Linked DNA regions of Homo sapiens: region 1 is linked to region 2. The links are chromatin contacts, found by Hi-C in ENCODE. All regions are on one chromosome and are shown on one strand. The core of a region is the stretch at or near the end of the contact, and the rest is flanking DNA. Distances in the headings are between cores, read along the strand shown.

The links. Hi-C counts contacts between places; a loop is a spot of excess contacts on that map. Pooled maps may share reads with other maps.
Region 1: a map of CD4-positive, alpha-beta memory T cell shows a loop between it and region 2 (14-fold over the local background). The contact joins the promoter of SENP1 here to the promoter of LINC00938 in region 2. A Hi-C loop is called at or near these places in 2 of 168 maps with a recorded cell type or tissue (CD4-positive, alpha-beta memory T cell and naive thymus-derived CD4-positive, alpha-beta T cell), 2 of 37 single-sample maps with no recorded cell type and 10 of 50 pooled maps.

Annotation. Positions count from the first base shown.
Region 1 is chr12:48,104,449-48,107,499 of GRCh38, reverse strand. SENP1 (SUMO specific peptidase 1) reads left to right here and starts at 1,421. Exons shown (of 18, transcript NM_001267594.2): 1 at 1,421-1,472. It also overlaps a transcript of PFKM not described here. RefSeq lists enhancers at 675-1,548, 1,834-2,043, 1,549-2,424 and a silencer at 1,554-1,693.
Region 2 is chr12:45,726,263-45,729,530 of GRCh38, reverse strand. LINC00938 (long intergenic non-protein coding RNA 938) reads left to right here and starts at 1,610. Exons shown (of 1, transcript NR_028408.1): 1 at 1,610-3,268. RefSeq lists a silencer at 125-544 and enhancers at 1,057-2,019, 1,595-2,314, 2,020-2,982.

The sequences.
Region 1 (3,051 bases), core at 172-2,671, 2.4 Mb before region 2:
AACCCATTCTCTGTCACTGGAGTATGATCAGGAGACAAGGGTACCTGTTCTCTGAGGAGTCCTGACTAACTGGCGAGACTGAATCACACACATGAAAAATTTCAGATGAAACTCGTCTTTATGCATGGCTGCCTCCTAGAAATAGAGACAGAGTTTAATCCAAACGAACAGAGCTGTGAAATAAGATGTCAGTGACTGACATGGACCAGCTACACTCATGACTACTTGGCCTTAGGACTTGACAATATAATATAAAAGTATCAGCACATGAGGCAATACAAATAATCTACTTTGATGTATTTGACAGGGGAGGAAACCCTGAACTCAGCAAGCTGCTGAGAGTATCAGAAAGGCTGGGGGCCTCCAGAAACTGCCCTTCTTTAAGTCTGAGCTCAGACTGTGCCTGTGGCTGTGATCTGGGTGTAAAGGACCTATTAAGGGGGCATTTCTCTAAGACTTCTACAGGGCCTGGGTCCAGAGGCCTGCCAAGCTGAGGTGCTTGACAAAAAGCCTGAATGAACAAACATATTTCTTCCCATTATGTTCTCTTAGAAAGTATGGCAGATTCCAGGTTAATCAATGTGTCCCAGGAACAACAAAGCCCTTCAAAGGTCACAGGTGATTCCTGGGTCCTTCTCTATCTCTACCCAGAAAAGCAGATCTCTAGTGGGCTCCCAAAAGCTTTCCTCACAGCTCTGCCTGTTTCAAATTCCTCCAGAGTTCTGGAAGGTTCTACATCTTGCCAGAGTCTAGCCTAATCCGTCCTCAAGTTGCTTGTTTGTTTGTTTGTTTGCTTGCTGAATGGTCAATCAAGTATGAGGTGGTGCAGAGTACAGGATTGCAAGTTAAGAAACTTGTTTCCTAGTCCTAGATGGGCCGTGCACTTAAAACCTTTGGGAAATCACTTCACTTCTCTGAACCTGGTAAGACTAAAGTATCTCCAATAACCTCTACAAGCACTAACGTTCTGTGATTCTCAATAAAACACGAGATAGCCTGAGATCGATTTAGATCTCAGGTCCCTATCTGTCGGGGGAAGCCACAGGTTTCCGCAGATTTAGGGCCACCGCGAAAAGCTGCCATGGAAACTGGAACGCAAGCAAGCAAAACTCGCCGGGCGGAACCAGAAGGCGGCGGGTAAGGGAGCAGAGGGAACAGAGAAAAGCATAGGACGAAGGGCTCACTAACAGTATTCCGAGTACGAGAAAGCGAAAAAGCCCAGACTGAAAAGGGTACTGAGAAATTACGACTAGTCTTAAATGCTCCCTTCGCTTCTCGGGCCTCGCCACACCGCGCAGGCGCCCCACTGGTCCTTAACTCTGTTCTTTGACCTCCTGCCCCAGCCCCCTCCTCTTCAGCCACCTAGCGACTCTTCCGGTGCTGTGAAGGCGGTTCCGGTTCGCGGCGGTTCCCGGGTTTTGCGTTCCGCGCCCGGCCGGAAACCCCTTCGCATGGCAGCCGGTTCCGGTTCGGTGAGTGGCGGCGGGAAGCTGGGGGAGGGGTGAGGATGGAGGGAGCCTGGTCCAGGAGACTGTGTCGGACCCGGTCAGCCGGCCCGGGCTGGACTGGGCGGAAGCGGGGAGCACTGTGGGGCCGGCGCCTTTTCCTCTGCCCCGCCCCCTGGGACCACCTCCCCTCCCCCCTGCTGTCCGGTGGCCGCGCTGTGGCCGCCGGTGGCCGTTAGGCTACCTGAGGCCGTTCCTTCTGGTCTCTCTCTCCTGGGCCGCGGAGAGACCGTCTCCCTGCCGTTACAGCAGGCCCCATCCCAGCGCCCAGCCGTACTTGGGGAAAGGCCGGTTGCGATTCCGGGGCTTTCCCGCCAGAGCTGGGTCTTCTCTGGGGAGAGCTGTTTTCACCGGGAAGCTCGGCTTTCTGTGGTACCGGCTTCATCTCCCGCCTTCCTTGAGACCCGAGTGATATTTCTTGACTACTTCTGCGTCTCACGTAAACATTTCTCCAACTCTCCTACTCTGTGGTATCTCCCTGAGATGTGATATCGCTAGTGCCACCATCAGAAAGAAACGTCTGGACCCTCCTGCTCAGGTTATGAAAATCCCCTTAACTGCCACAATTTGCTTACCTGGCTCATCGCCTCCTGGTAATTCCCTTGAACCGTCTCTTTCTTGGTGTACCCTAACGTGATCTCTGGATCTATGCCTCGTTTCTCTTTCCTTGAGCTTGGTGATTTCTGTTTATCGGTGCCTGTGCAGTATTTCCACTATCTTGTTAGCAGTAACTTGCTTCTTTATCACTTTCAAGTCAGCCTTGTTAAAGTCATTTTACTTCATATTTGGTACACTTATTATATTTGGAGTGGTGGTGATTCTTGTAATATTCATATAAAGCCTTTTATCTACTACCAACTATTTGACTGAGGGTCTTTGTTATAATTGGTTATTCTGGATGTATTAGATCTCATCATCTCCTAAATCTTTATTCTTCATAAAAATAATTTGTGTTAAGGACTCATGTTGAAATACAGATTACCCTGACTTTGAAATTACAGTTAAAGCGCAACTTTAAGCATCTCTATAAGCATGATCCCTTAACCTACTTCCAGTTTACACTCTACCACCCTTTATTTTTCCTCTCTAGTCCCTTTTAGGAAGGCTTATTCATTTTTAACTGACTTCAATTAATTATCCCAACTGCAAAGATGGTCTTCATGTCACTCATCTAATGAGTTGTCTAGAGGGAGTGGATGGGTACAAAAACAGGTTCTGCTACTTCTGGCTAAGGGAATGCAGTTGTTGACTTGCATTGCGGCTTTGGAACTCTTGTCCTTTTCTTCCCAACTTCTACATCTTCTATCAGTTGTACCAGCTCTACTGTCTTGCGGTACCTGTTTATGGATCTGGCTTTCCCTACTGGACAGTGAGCTGCTCAGTGGCAGGGACCCTTTCTTAATGCACGTAGTCGGTGCACAGTAAATGAATGTGTATGAAAGAATTTGAACACTTAGGGTTTACGGCGTTAGAGTGTTAAGGTATTTAAGGTGTTAGAGTGATTGGGAGAGATTACATGTAAAAATAGAAGGAAAGAACCTCAAAC
Region 2 (3,268 bases), core at 361-2,860:
CGACTGCCGGATCCGCGCGAAGCCGCGGGGCGAGCGCGGCCCCCACCCCTTCCTTCCCTCCCTCCCCGTGGCCCGGCTCTCGCCCGCCTCTCAGCGCCGCCGGCTGAGGCAGCTCAGCCCGGGGACGCGATTCAACATGGTGCTGCTGCCGGGGGCGCGCGAGCGGGCGACGGGCAAGGCGAGCCGATGGTGAGGGGTCTGGGCGGCCAGAGGCCCAAGAGTTTCGGCGGCGGCGGCGGCGGGGCTAGGGCAGGCGGGGCTGGGGGTGGGGAGGGGGAGGTCTGTGTGGTGGTTTGTGGAAAGCGCGGTGACAGCGTGTATTTCGGCCCCGGCTCCGCGGGGCCCTCGCACACATTCACGCGCGGCCTCGGCCGCTGAGGCCGGGGCGTCCCCGGGCAGAAGCACCGGCGGCAGCTGAGCCGCTGCGCGCCGCCCGCCTGCTTCCCTCCCCGCCAGCCTCCCTCTCTGCCGCCGCCACGGCCTGGCAGCCAGTGCCACACAGCGACCCCCGAGGGCTGGCCGCGGCACTGCGCCTGGCTCCACACCGCCCCGGCAGATCCTCGCGGGGAACAATAGACTCGACTCGCCGGGCTTAGGGTTCGTCTGCAATGTGCCGCACATTTCACACGCACACAAAGCCGGCGGAAAGGGGGGCGGTGCGGGGAAACGGCCACTACCGGTTGTTCCAGGGTTAGGGGTGGAGGCGATGTTCGCGTCCCCGGCCCGGCTGTTGGAAGGGCCGCCTCGGAGTCCCCGCCCGCCCGACAGAACCGGTGTGGCGCTCTGAAGGGAAAGGAAGCTCACCGGGGTAGCCCCTCACGCTACGCAACATTCACAGATCGGAATAAAGTCAATTTGTTACCTTCTGTTTTTGTAAAATCTAAAGGAATCGGCTTTTATGAGCCGTATGCTAGTATTTTGGGGCCTGGTTAGCACATTTTCTATGAATTATCCACACGCTAACTTTAGCAAACTATACGTTAAATACAATGTGAACTGTCTGTCCTAGTTCTGTGGAAATAGAGTAATGCTCTTAATTCATCTTGCCGCTGGTTGGCTTCACATATCAAACTGGAGTATTCTATGAGCAAAGTTATGCAAACTAACTAAACTGGTTGGGAAGCAATCTATCGAACTTCGACAATAATAATTAAGGTTTACATTTTTATAGTAAGGTCTCTTCAAGATTGCTGCGTTTAAAATAAATACCGAATAAAACGTTTTTCCTTGCTTTCAAATGTCTTAAATGTAATCCTCGTTTAAAATATTTTGAAGGTTAAAAAAACCCTTTGCTTAAATGAGTCAAAACATCTCAACAAATACTACCACCTAAATTTGCATTTACGAGGGGTGTTGGAGCCGGCTCTTTGCTACAAATGTTAATTAAGATTACAGTACGTGAAACGTATTATTATTCCCATTTTAGTGACGGCCACCACGGGCAAAGTCACTGCCTAACCCAAGGTCACAGGGTAGTAGGGGTCTGGATGGGTTATTTCAGGTAGTCGTTCCAATGGGAACATTGCTTTGGAGGTGAAAAATTATGTAATATAGTGCAGCTTGCTTCCGGTGCTCACTCTAGGAAACGGACTTATTTCCCAACTAAAGTTTGTCTCTTAAGTGGGGTCGGAATAAGGTTGTGGCTAGGAAGATCCTGACAACCCAGGGCCAGTGAGTGTCTCGGAAGCCTGTGAGGGGCGGAGACCCGGCCCGGGGAGGTGGAGAAGCTCGCCGGCCGCGGAAGACTAGGGGTGAGGCTGCTGCGAGGAAGACCCGGTCAGCTGTCCCTTCCCCCATCGGTCCTCTTAGGGGAAGTGGAGATGTGGGCCTCGGAGCTGCGTGGCCCGGGCTGTGCGGATTCCCTAAACGCCGCACTTGCGCACAGCCCCTTACGTAACCGTCAGTGCCGGGGATTCCCTGGAGGGGGTCATTCTATTCAACCATTATACACACCCCGGGCTCCTGCCGCCGCGCCGCCGCCGCCTCACAAAATGGCGGCGCCCATAGAGGAGACCGCGGCCGCCTCCCCGGCCCCATTTTGTGGGAGGCGAGAGATCTGTCAACATGGAAAACCTCTGCTGAGGATGCATCCGAGTTTGGAAACCCCACTTAAGGGATGGAGCCTGGGGGATCACATTAAACGGAAAATGCCAACGACTTCTACCACCTCTACGCGTTTTTAGTTTTTCATTTTCTCGAAGGAAGCGCCAGAAGCCTGTGGAGTAATTGTAACTAGAGGGAGAACGGAAAGCTGAGGTGACTGCTCCGGGGACTTGGCGCGGCGCCTTGGTGGCTTTGGTTGCTCTTCCACGCTCCCGGCAGCTGACCAGAATCTCTTGGAGGGTCTCCTGGGCCACCTCGGCCGCGCCAGTCGTGCAGTGAGACTTCTGTAGTTTTAAAATGCCACAGTCCACGGCCCGGTCGGCACCGCTCGCCTGAATCGTGGGCTTTGGGAACCTTGGAGGCTGCTGCTCCAGGAACTCGCGGTCGGCCGGGAGCCGGGGAGCTTCGTTGCTGGGAGCGGGCGGTATTCGCGGACTCCGGCGGCCCTGGCGGGTCGCGGCCGGGATCCGAGCCGGGGATGACGATGCTGATGGAGCTGATGGGGCAAGAGTGGGAACGGAGGCACGTACACTGAAATTTAAGTCATCCAAGTTGGGACTTAAGATAGCAGGTTAATATTGTCTCAGGCGAGACTTAGAACGTCTTTTCTGGTATCCCAGTCTGCAGTGGGCAAATCTATTGTCTTTATTTCTCATTTAAGGGCAGAATGGAGGGATGACATATTTTTACTTTTCAAGAGGCGGTTGCCACTTTTAAGTCACTGTTGTGTGTGTGTGTGTACATACACAAACATACGATAGTGTGTTTTCAGAGCAAGTATCAAAGGCTAAAGACTTGGAGTGATACTAGTGTTTAAAAGCCTTTTTAAAAAAATTAAGATGTGATGAGAAACTGGAGAATTGACTTTTAAAAATTTCTTTTCTGTAGAAGAGGCTATCTTCAAAATGGAGTCCTAAAGTATATCTGATGGATAGAATTTAAATTCTTAACACTGTATATACCCTGTGGTCAAAAGCATCAACGTAAAACTTGATGTTTATCAGATTACTTATGTTTCAATTTTCCTGTGGTTAGAAAAATTAAGACAGAAGTAAGCTATTAACGGTATTTGCTTGTAAGAGTAACGTTAAAGGTTTAAGGAAAGGTTTGTTGAAATCGATATGCATCACACGAATCATTTATTTTCAATGTTGTTTTCCAGTTG